Linked DNA regions of Mus musculus: regions 1 and 2 are each linked to region 3. The links are chromatin loops, found by intact Hi-C in ENCODE. Cell type or tissue: gastrocnemius. All regions are shown on one strand.

Region 1 (4,000 bases), 98 kb after region 3:
TCTTTCCTCATGTAGCTTCCTTCTCTCCTGTGCTGTTCCTGGCTACCCAGGAGCCTGACCAAGCAAGCCAGGACCACAAGCCACCAATGAGTCTCGTGGACACACTGAGGTCCCGACCTCTGAGTGCTTGCTACTCCTGTGTTCAGGGCTACCTCTGGCACCCGATGGGACTGGGTACATCCTTTTTCCTGCCCACAGAGCCACTCGGATGGAGTATGGTTGTAAAGCTGTCATGAGGCTGGGTAGCTTTGGATACTGAGTCTTAGGAAAGTAGCTAAAGTGAAAAGCTATGGTCACAGAGCTCAAGAGGGACCTGGCCAGGGACGACAGATGGAATTGACGTCCGCGGATGGTCACAGGGGCGGCCCTGCTGCTTTTCTCTGCGCTTTTGTCTCTCTTCCGTGGAGGCTTCTGATCATTTTCACAGAACTTGGGCTGCTGCAGTCAAAGATGTTGAAGCTGAGAATTGGGACACATTGCACTGTAATGCGTATATGGGAAACGTGTGGAAGCCGTGAGCCTGCTTGCCATGCTGAGCTGATCTGAGGTCCAGATACACAGACACACAGACACACACACACACAGACACACACACACACACACACACACACACACACACACACACACCCCGCCCTACTCTGTAATAGATTCAGTAGTGACTGCCCACCCCCATCGGGGTGATTCAGCTAACAGATTTTATTGCTGTCCCTAGTCTGACCAGTAGATTGCCACACAGTGATTATGGTTTCTGGGATGTTTCCTTCCCTCTATTTCCCTCCCCTCCTCTCCCCTCCTCTCCCCTCCTCTCCTCTCCCCTCCCCTCCTCTCCCCCCTCCCCTCCTCTCTCTTCCCCTCCCCTCTTCCCCCTCCTCCCTTTCCCCCTCCTCTCCTCTCCTTCCCTGTCTTCCCCCTTCTCCCCTCCCTCTCCTCTCTTCTCCTTTCCTCTTCCATTTTCTCCCCCCTCCCCTCTTCCCCTCTCCCTCTTTTCTCTCCCTCTTCCCCTCCCCTCTTCCCCTTCTACCCCTCCCCTCCCTTCCTTTTTTCTTCTCTCTCTCTCTCTCTCTCTCTCTCTCTCTCTCTCTCTCTCTCTCTCATTTTTCAAGACAGGGTTTCTCCGTGTAGCTCTGGCTGTCCTGGAATTCGCTCTGTAGACCAGGCTGGCCTAGAACTCACAGAGATCTTCCAGCCTCTGGGACTAAAAGCCTCCACCAGCTGATGCTGATCCCTAGGATGTTTCAATAAATTTTGGGGCAGAGAAGGAAACTCAAGGTCCAAGTCTGCCTGTACAGTGACCATTTACAAAGTGTGCTGGCACTGGAGATAGAGCCAAAGTGCCACAGTGAGTGGCGGAGTCACGGCCTTTTGGGAAGTGAGTGGTCTAAAAAGAGCCACCCCAGGCACCTCTTCCAGGGAGGTCTTGGATGCTCTGATGGATGACAGCGTCATCTCTGTCAGGCTCTGGATGTGACAGTCATGGGAGCTGGATCAGGGCATCATGCGTGTCTCACATTCCTTCCCTTCACATTTGCTGTGCTTTTGTGGCAACTCAAGACCTAGTCTTTGGTCGGTAGAGGGCCTCACAGACAAGTGGGAAAGGTGAATTCCATGAGGGAGACTCTAGCACCACCTACTGACCAGATCCATTTAGATTGCTCCCGAAGCAGTATGTATGTGTGTGAGTGTGTGTAATGTGTGTGTCATTGTGTGTCTCTGTGCATGAATGGGTATGGTGTGTGTGTGTGTGTGTGTGGTGTGTGTCTTGTCTCTGTGTGTGAGTGTGTGTGGTGTATGTATTTCCGTGTGTTTGAGTGGGTGCGGTGTATGTATCTTTGTGTCTGAGTGTGTGTGTGTGTCTTTGTGTGTGTGTGTGTGTGTGTGTGTGTGTGTGTGTGTGCTCTAAAGGGAAATAGGCCAACTTTGAAACCCAAACTTACTGCTTGCTGCCCTTGACATCCCAGAGGAACATAGCACATGAACCCCAGCTGCCTGCCTGGCTCTTATGGCCCTCCCTTCTCCCAGTCATCAAAGGCCCTTCCTTGATAGAAAGATCTCTCTGGCATGTAGAGTGCCCCCATTTTACCCAGTCCTCTGGCATCTCCAGGGACGGCTGCCTTTCAGCAGTGCCCATGATGTCCACCTTATTCCCTACTGCCAGCTCTGGACTCTCAGTGACAGGCTCTGTCTTCAGTGGGCATGGTTCTCTCCTGTCACTGGTGTTGTGGATCTTACTTGAAGGACTTCTCTTTTCTTAGAGCCAGAATGTTAACTAGTCAAGTATGTGAGAGGCTTCCTAGCAGCCCTGATAAGCATCCAATAAGACACAAACAGAAACGCTGTGCACAAGAAGTGTCAAATGTGTAGCAAATTCAGGACAAGACATGGAGACTTAAAAAGCCAGAGGAGGGATGTAATGCAAGACCCTGAGAGATTCCGTGACTGGAGAATCCAAACTTGGTCAAAATGGCAGACCTACTTGAGGAGGACTTGGTCAAGTCCAATGGGGCTGGCCATCTTGGCTCTGCTTCTTAAGTTCCTGTCATTCTGCCTTTATCATGTGTTGGGCCTGGTTCAGGACTAGAACTCGAGTCCTGTCATTTTCCTGTCAACACTCTGTCATAAGAATGTACTGTTGTCATCCTGTTGCAGGAAGTTAGAGGCTATAATTAGATGCTACTAAGAGAACTTATTCTCACCTTAGCACAGGAAATCAGTTCCTGTGACAGGAAGTTAGTACACGTCTCCATTCTGTAACAAGAAGTGAGAGCCTGTTACCATCTCTAACACACAAGAAATTAGGACCTGTCTTCATTGATACCACATACAGGAAGTTAGAGTCTGTCACAGGAAGTAAGAACCTGTCTTCATCTCCACCACACAGGAAGTTCGGTGTTGTCTTCATCCTGTCACAGGAAGTTCAGTCTTGTCACAGGATATTAGAACCTGGCATTATCCCCATTTTGAGCCCCACTCTGTCTCTATGGACAGAAGCAGAGAATCGGACCAAGTGTCTAAAGCTGAATCACAGGGCTGGGGAACGGATCTCATCCCTGAGCTTAGACTTGGCATCTTCCTTCACAATGTGGCTCTCTCTGAACCTTTTTCCTCATCTGACAAGGGGCACTCAAGCCGCCATCTTGAACACTGGTTGTGATGACGCCAATGAATGTATGGGGGATTAGCCCCACATGCAAGTACGTGGTAACAGCCGTGATGATTTCTGGGTAATCCCTGAGATCCACCCAGGAGTTCTTCATGGCCTTGGCCACTATCTGGGTGAGGCCCTTGCTGAGTGTGCCCAGGGTAGCTAGCTCTCTGCCTTGAGAAGGGGACACATCTCCCCCTGGCTTGACCCTGGTCACCAGTACCCCTAGAGGGTGTTGCTGTACCTGAGTCTGCGGCCTGGAGGTCTACAACGCCTCCCCCAGGTGAGTGAGGGTTTTCTTTGTGCTGGCTGCATCAGTCAGAGGGGTGGCAGGAGGCCCCACCCAGTGAACAGGAGGCCCCGCCTAGTGAGCCGTGCTTGCCCACACTCTGTTGTTTCTCTGCTTGCCGAGGTGGCGCTAACCCTCTTCCTGTCTCTCTGTCCACTTGTCTTTCAGCCGCTGTGAGCGCTTGCCTTGCCATGAGAACCAGGAGTGCCCCAGGCTGCCTCTGAGAATAACCTACTACCACCTCTCTTTTCCCACCAACATCCAAGTGCCAGCGGTGGTTTTCCGCATGGGCCCTTCCAGTGCTGTCCCTGGGGACAGCATGCAGCTGGCCATCACCGCTGGCAATGAGGAGGGCTTTTTCACCACTCGAAAGGTGAGCCACCACAGTGGGGTGGTGGCCCTCACCAAACCCATCCCTGAGCCCAGGGACTTGCTCCTGACCGTCAAGATGGATCTTTATCGCCACGGCACAGTCAGCTCCTTTGTGGCCAAGCTTTTCATCTTTGTGTCTGCAGAGCTCTGAGTGCTTGCTTGAGCCCTGGGCACTCCCTCTTGTTGCTTTCCCACCC
Region 2 (4,000 bases), 80 kb after region 3:
GACCCGTACCTGAATGACCGCTGTCGAGGTGAGATGTTGGGATCTGTGGGAGTCCTTTGGTAGGTAGCTATGAAAGCCCAGGGGATAGTGTTGACTTCTGCTAAGACTCAGCTGGAAAGTACTTCTGTTCTTGGGGCCCTTGGGGCTCCCTGTTTCTTCCACCCTTGAGTGCTCAGAGCCGGGGGGATCTGTCGGGGACAGTGGCTTATGGAGGCAGGACTGGTGTGAGCACTCCAGTGCCAGCAAGCTCCTGGGCTCTGTGGGTGATGATACTTCTCCAAGGCTGCGATGCCCCAGGAGAGTAGCTATTTCTTATCTGTGTGTCCCTGGAGCCCCGCTTGTCCCTGTAGAGTCATGGTCTCTTAGGAGACCTTTGCACTTACGTTAGAGTGACCACGCAGTGCAGCCTTTTCTAACTAAATTCTTTTTCTTCAAGAACATTCTGGCTCATCTAACCTGACCGTTCTGTTGCAGCTCCACCCAAAGGGTTCACTCTGCGACTGGGTGTTAGGTATGCAGGCAGCTTAATCACAAAGTGATAGCGCCAGCACTCAGTGTCAACCTGCGCTGAGGCCAGGAGGGAGGGGAGAGGGAGATAAGGAGTTCCCAGGAAGCTTGGAGTGAGCCCTCTCTGGGTGGCCACAGATGATTTCTGCGAGAGTGACAGCCGGTGTGACAACTTAGGAGGATCCATTAGCCACCATCGCTGTAAGGCCTGCGTGCCCCTGATAGCCAGCCAGGCTGTGGCAAAGGAAACACAGATCATCCCAGTGGGGTTACACTCGAAGTATCCCGTGTGAGTCACAGGGGAGGTGCCAGGCAGGGAGAGGCTGTACCCACAATTGTCACAGCACCGGACATGGACATGGGCAAGCTAGCAGGAATGGGCAGCTGGAAACCCTTGAGAGTTACATGGGCTCTGATAGAGCCCTGCCTCCAGGTGGAGCCTGTTCCCCCCAGGCCTCTTGTTGACCACGAGCAGTATGCCTCCCCAGGTCCACTCTAACCACAGAAGCAACACAAGGTTCCTAACTTGTCAGACCTCTGCTGCCTTCAGAGGCCCCGGAGACGCTCAGAGCCGAGGCTTGGGAGTGTCCCAAGGACCACACGTGGCTGTGGCAAGGAGCCTGTTTTCTGTGTCCGTGCATCCTGGAAGGGTCTCTGAAGGTCGCTCAGTCTGTTCACTAGCTCCCATGGACTCTGGTTGCAGGTGGCGGGCCCTGTAAGCAGCAGTGCCGTGACACTGGGGACGAGGTGATCTGCTCTTGCTTTGTGGGCTACCAGCTGCAGTCGGATGGTGTCTCCTGCGAAGGTAACATCTGAGAGCTAGCCCCTGTGCTTCGGAGCCTCTGCTGAGCAGGCCTGCGTGGCACAACCTTTGTTCCATTCCTGGAACACAGCTGGGACCTGCGTGCTGCCTGGACAAGGCTGTCTTCTAGAAGACTATAGATACAGTGTGGGCAAAGGGCTGCATTGGGGTTCACCTGGGTTCAGGATCTGCCGTGAGGCCTTGGGTAGATCTTTCTTTCTGCCTTTCCCGTTGTCTAAGAGATGGGGATGATGCATGCGACCTCCTTTGTGGGAGTCTTGTAGACGCCATGATTCTAGGGTCTGGCCCTTACTCAAAGAGATCTGAAACTTAACAGAGCTTGATTTGGTGTCTGCCCCTCTCCAGATGTGCCCACAGCAAGACTCAGCTCAGTTTGATTGGGCAACTTGATGAATGCAGGAAGCCAGATCCACCATGGCTTCTGGGACATTCCTTCTGCTCAAGCTTAAGGCTTGGTTGTTCTTGCTGGTTACTTCTGCATCGCCTTAATCTCTCTAGATATCAATGAATGCATCACAGGCAGCCATAACTGCCGGCTGGGAGAATCCTGCATCAATACAGTGGGCTCTTTCCGCTGCCAGCGGGACAGCAGCTGTGGGACTGGCTATGAGCTCACAGAGGATAATAACTGCAAAGGTACAGCTCACATCCAAACCTAAAACTCACCCCTTCCCCAGCTGTGGGTATGGCCTAGAGGGAAGGGCCCATTGGGCTCTGTGGTGCTGCCCCCATGTGGCTGCCTCAGGTACTGCAAGAAGGAGGAGGGTCCACCTCCTTGCAAAGTACACAAGGGCAAATGAAGGAAGGTCTGTGATGAGCAGGTTTACTTCAATATGATGCTGAGTTAGTGACACTAGCCCATTTGATTTAGAAAGCTCGGAGCCTGATCTTTGACAAACAAGTCCAGGGTCCTCGTTTGTGTTTCCGTACAAACAGAACCAACCCAGATGAAGTTGAAGATGCTTGCTAGCGCAGGTCTTGTGTAAAAATGTTGATCATTGAATTATACGGGGTGACCCAAGAGCCAGATGCCTTCTCTTGGCAGCCAAGCCCTTGAGCAATCCCGCTGCCCCACCCTGCACTGCTGCCTGCCTGAGCCTCTGGACTCCAGAGCCTGGGAGCCAGGCCAGCTGAGTAGATACACTTGAACCTTTGACAGCCGTGAACTTCGAGACAGGGCAATCTATCTTGTCCTATCTTGATGTAACTATTGTTAATATTTGGACTATTATGAAGACCTCGAGATAAAAAGAATTAAAAGTCTGTGTTTATTGTCGCTAAGATAATTGCTGTATGATCTAATCCAAACATACACTTCTCAATGAATGATATACCTGCCAGGAAAATGCCTAAGCGATTTGTTAAATAGCAAAAAGCTTGCCTCATAAGTCAGGGAGGAGGAGTGTTTTTTTAAGAGTGTTTTTTTAAGACTTTAGCAATTTTTACACAGTTTGGCTCACCGTGGGCCTTTTCGTAACACCCTCTCTGTTGAAATATTTTGGGGTTATAGTCTGAGAAATGAGCCTTTTTTTTTAAAGTACTTTCTTGTGATATTAAAGTATTGTGACACTCTTCTGGCTGGACTCTTGCTAACAATCTCCTTTTTTTACGATGCACCAGATATTGACGAATGTGAGACTGGTATTCATAACTGCCCCCCCGATTTTATCTGTCAGAATACTCTGGGATCCTTCCGTTGCAGACCGAAGCTGCAGTGCAAGAGCGGCTTCATACAGGATGCTCTAGGCAACTGCATTGGTAAGACACGCGCCGCCGTGAGCGGGGTTAGTGCGAGCATGCGACAGTCAGCCCAGATCAGGGCTGGTAAACTTCCTTCATGGGCAAAAAGCAAATGTCATAGGCATTGTGAACCATGTGGCCACAGTGACTCATCCTGGCCAGGTACAGTCTAAAGGGCACAGCGTGTAGACCCAGGTGGTGGGGCTGTGTCTCAATAAAACTTTATTTATAAAACTACTGGCGATCAGGGTTAGGTCTAAGGCCGGGTCTAAGGGTCTAATCCCTGTGCTTTGGGTGAAGGGGTTTCAGACTCAGAGACTATTAGATTCGAACTTGTGCCAAGGTTCATTTCCTTCGTTGGAGCCTCAGGTGTTTCCCCTTAAGATGGGCGTGACTGTAGCATCTAGCTGAGAGGCTGAGAACAAGGACCTCGGCGGTTGCTTGTGATAGGATGGGTACATGAGAAGCATCCTTTGACGTGTGGTTGCTCCCAGCCACAGCCACTTAGACCTTCGGAAATTGTTTCACAGAAAAATGGTTCACTTCGTAGAGACAGACTAGAGTGGCGTTCGGTGGAGACAGTTTCAATCTGGAAAAGGATAAGACTCAAAGATGTGTGGGTTGAGAGCCGAGTGAACCAGTGTATAAAGGAGCCATGAGCTCAGTGTGATCATAAGAGTCCAGAGAAAGGCTGCTCAGATAGGAGGGCTACCTGCCTCTCTCTTCTGTTGTCTTTGTGCTGCGCAGGGGCACCGCCTAGCTGTTAGCATTTGAAGTCTTATCTGCTTTGTAGGCAGGAACTTCTAAACCTTTGCTTTGAGGTCAGAGTCCCTTCTTCTAAACAGCTGCAGGTCTGCTGGCTGCAACCCCTCTCCTTTCAAAGGGAAAACACTAGACACTGCTGTGCAAGTTCCTCTCTTATCTCTCCCC
Region 3 (4,000 bases):
CCTACTATACTGTGTTTTGCATCCTGCTGAAGACATCTCTTAGAAAAGAACATTGCCTCTGAATGCAGAATTCTCAGTGGTTGTTTAAAATCTTTGACACTCAGCAGGAAACACCAACGAGATGCTGAATGAGGGGCGCTGTTCCCGTCTCAACATCCCTGTAGTATCCCATGTCTCTCTGGGCTGCCTTGGAGTGGCCCTTGAGGCTACACACCCACAAGCACACTCCTCTGCGGTCCCAGAACACCGTAGATTTATTCATAGAAGTGAGAGAAGTCCTCAGCAGAAAACCTGATGTGATAGTCTCAAGTTAGTTTTGCGAGGGCAAGGGGCTGACTGGAAAAGCGCCTGATGGTGCCAATCAGACACGAATAGAAGTTGGTCCTGGAAGAAAGCAGGCACGACTCCGTACCCACAGCATTCCTAAGATTCATTCTCCACATTAAACCATAAGAAGACTCGTGGGAGGGCATTAAACACAAGAGACCTGGCCCCTGTGGGTAACCGCTAGTGGAAGCGGCCATCTGCACTTGGATCTCCAGGAACTTCAGGTGATGCAGCTCTCAGATGCCACAGTTTTGAAAGTGCCAGCGTCTTAGGCTCCTAGCTTCGACGGGTGACCATCCTAGACTCTGTTGCTATACACAACAGAAAATGATCATATAAGTTAAAAACTATTTCCAGTGTGGCAACAGCTCAGGACTACAGCCTCTGGGAGAGAAACAGGTGAGCTGCCTGAGCTTCTGGGAGTCCTCCCTGCAGATGCAGTGCTCTGGTAGATGGAGGGGCTGCACACTGGCTGTGGGTGGAGACTTGGGTAGGACACACCAGCCTCCCTGAGTTCAGAAATAGCTGGGGCAGAGATACCACATGACCCAGCAATCTTACCCTTCAGTAGTACTCCAGAGAACTTGAATGTCCACAGAAACACTATATGCCCATCTGTCGAATGGATCAACAAATGTGTCATCTCTATACAGTGATCATTCAGCCATAGAAAGAAATGAGATGCCGACAGAACACACAGATCATGCATGGTTTAGAAAAGATGCCAAGGGCAGAAGAAGCCTGTCACAAAAGGCCACACACAGTAGGACTGCATTTTCTTTCATGTAGGACATGTCCAGAATAGATCTTTCGAGACGAAGCAGGTTATACTTTTGCTAGGGACAGGCTGGAGTGGTAGCAAAAGGGTAGAGAGTTCCTCCAGGTGCTGAGAATGTTGTAGACTTAGTTCTGATGGCTGGAGAACACTGAATATACCAAAACCCTTGGAAATGCACAAGGTCAGAGGATGGATAATATGAGGAAGTAACAGCCAAAATGCAACTGGGAAAGGGACCTTTTCAAAGCAGTTGTGTGCTTACCCTGGGGGTCAGAAAAGGAATGAAAATGTATGTCCATAAAATGACAGTTACAGGAGGTTATTAAGGAGGTTTTATGTTGAGGGGGGCTCCCCTTCTCAAAGGAAAAGGGAAGGGAGGAATGGGAGAGGATCTCCATGAGGGGATAGTGAGGGGGGGGGGCTGGTGTTAGGATGCAAAGTGAGTAAATTTAATTTAAAAAAAATGACTGTTACAGAAATGGCCACAATGTGTCGATCTTGTTATATTCCCACACTCAGTCCACCCCAGTGTTTTCCAACAGGTAACAAAGTACACATCTGTGTTGTATTCCTAATATCACAAGAAATAAAATTGTTGATAAACTCCACTAAAAGGTAGAGACAGAAACTGTGAGCAGAAACACCATACTGGATATGAAAGACATACAACACGAGATTCTCCATGTTTGAAGTTCCAGAACCAGCAAAAATAGTCTCTCCCTTAGGGAGTCAGAGGGATGACTGTAGAGAAATGGGAGGCTACTTGCTAGAAGTGGAGGAAATATACAGATAAAAACCATTTACCCCCTTCCACTGGTACCAGGAGGACCCCTAACAAACCCAGACAATCAGTGTACAGCCAGCTCTTGTTGCTGGCAGCCATTGCCACATCCAACCAGCAGGTGGCGACCCTGGCTTGCCTCTCAAACCTCCACTCAGCCCTGGCCACCTTGTTCCCACTAGCGCCACAGTCTCTGCAAACAGAGGAGGCCAAGAGGGAAGGTCATTTTGATAACCTGAGCAACAGATACTCTCCGTGTCAGTGCGATGAAACAATAGGTCTAGACACTGTCCCGTGAGCAGCAGTCGTTAGCTTGGCTCCAGGCAGAGCATGGGGAGGGGCTGGGTTCTGTTGAAGATGATGAGATGTAAAAAGGGTGTAGGAGGATGGGAGCCAAGCAGGGAGTGGACAGCTCATGCGCATAGTGGGGCTTCGTCTCGGATTGCTCCCCACGCCCCAGAGACGTCTAGGGCTCTTCCCTAACCATTACCTTCAGGCACACGCTGGCAAACCGTGGAGCCCATGGCCTCTGTCAGATCTGTCAACGTCAGTCTTTCCAAGTCCGTGTCTGTAGCGCTGCCCTCTTTGTTCTCTTCTCTAAATGAGGTGAATGAGAAAAAGAAAATGGACATGACCGTTCTTAGGTAGGGTGGAGGAGAAAGTTTATTGTAGGTACAAAGGGAGAGCATAGTTAGAGGCAGACATGTCTGGGAGAGTCCAGAGCTGTCATGACCTTGGGCCATTTGAAGAGAGGGGCCAGGGGAGGGAAAGGTAGAGAGGGGAACCAGGTGCAGCAGCCAGGAGGTACAAAAGGGGACAGGTAATCAAAATGTCTGGATTATATAGGGAAGAGCCTCTGGGGAAGGGAAGCCCAGACCCTGGGCTGGAGCGTTCAGGGTAGAGAACAGGGTAGGACTAAGGGATGCTGGGAGAACCTGGAGGGCAGGTCTGATTTGATATGTTAAATAGGTTCCTCAGCTGTTTGTCCTGGGCTTGAAACTCAACTTGAAGGAGATCAGCATTTAGTATGGCCATGACATGGGGCAGTCATTCTAGAAAATGCCCCAAACTCTCTTTTCCATGGTGTCAGAGACACTCCCAACTCCTCTAGCCACGATTTGGGGGCCAGAACGCTCCAGAGAATTTCTTATTGAAGAAAGAAAATCGCAGCTAGGGCTATCTCCTCCATACCAGACTAGTTTCTGAATTAGTTCCCACCTAGGACTTAGTTTCACAGTATAGCTCTGTTGACAAGATGTCCAGACAGAATCTCGGGCAGGACTCTCAGTGTTTGGATCTGCCAAACACTGAGAACAAGAATAGAAGCCAGACAGTCACCACTAAATCTCTTATTTAAGATCACTCAGTGTCCTTGGCTGGCTTCTCTGGGATGAGGTCCAGAGTGGCCCACTAACTGGTCCAATGTTCAGTCTCAACTCAAGTTCACGACCAGCAAGTCTTAGTAGCCAGAGTCATCTGTTTAGATGGGCAGTCTGCAGGCCCCATCTCCAGCCTCATCCTCTCCAGGGGAGAGTTGTGTGGGTCCGAGTTTAATCCCATAGGGAAGGGGCAGTGGGCTTGCAGCTATGGAGCCCTGTACCATGCTGGTCCAGTGCTATTATCTTATTAAAATCTTCACTGTCCTTTAGCACACATTCCTTGTCCCAGAGGAAGACCAGAGTCTTAGAAAGTTGAACTAGCTTTCCAAAGTCCTCAGGGCCAGGTGAAGGTGAAGTCAGGCATTGGATCCAATTCTGATCCCAAAGCCACCTCCCACAGAATAGAAGGCTCACAGGTGAGCATTAGCAGAGTCCCTATAGAAAGGCAGGCACTCAGCAAAAACTGGCAGGAGAGCTAGGGGCTGGTGCAGGGGTGAAAGGGTCTACCCGAGTGCAACCCCTGGAACCTACAGTGGAAACAAGAACCAACTCTCGGAAGTTGTCCTCTCTCACACATGCACACACATACACACACCACACTACACTACACATACACCACATTACACACATAAGTATACACACTCACCATTACACACACACCACACATACACACACCACACTACACACATACGTACACACACATACCACACACACACACACACACCACACACACAC

Evidence for each region. Peaks named below come from ENCODE experiments on the same cell type or tissue, not always from the same donor. Only the 100,000 strongest peaks of a DNase experiment are listed, where the experiment ranks them.
Region 1: a loop joins it to region 3, with 10 times the contacts of the local background. A loop is called at or near these places in 33 of 42 quality-filtered maps.
Region 2: a loop joins it to region 3, with 13 times the contacts of the local background. A loop is called at or near these places in 28 of 42 quality-filtered maps.

What each region holds. Positions count from the first base shown.
Region 1 is chr15:85,247,846-85,251,845 of GRCm38, forward strand. All of the region lies in intron 14 of Fbln1 (fibulin 1), which reads left to right. Among named protein-coding and RNA genes, the nearest start is that of Fbln1, 44 kb to the left of the region's middle. In gastrocnemius, a CTCF peak has its summit at 1,610 (motif pointing left); DNase peaks (open chromatin) are centred at 352 and 1,604; H3K27ac peaks cover 451 bases.
Region 2 is chr15:85,229,589-85,233,588 of GRCm38, forward strand. It overlaps Fbln1 (fibulin 1), which reads left to right. Exons shown (of 17, transcript NM_010180.2): 5 at 1-28; 6 at 1,211-1,312; 7 at 1,829-1,966; 8 at 2,951-3,088. Among named protein-coding and RNA genes, the nearest start is that of Fbln1, 26 kb to the left of the region's middle. In gastrocnemius, a CTCF peak has its summit at 2,061 (motif pointing left); a DNase peak (open chromatin) is centred at 2,056; H3K27ac peaks cover 2,390 bases.
Region 3 is chr15:85,149,517-85,153,516 of GRCm38, forward strand. Gm19277 (predicted gene, 19277) reads right to left here. Exons shown (of 3, transcript NR_040360.1): 2 at 2,377-2,483; 3 at 1-638. Among named protein-coding and RNA genes, the nearest start is that of Gm19277, 4.6 kb to the right of the region's middle. In gastrocnemius, a CTCF peak has its summit at 2,007 (motif pointing right); a DNase peak (open chromatin) is centred at 2,018; H3K27ac peaks cover 1,371 bases.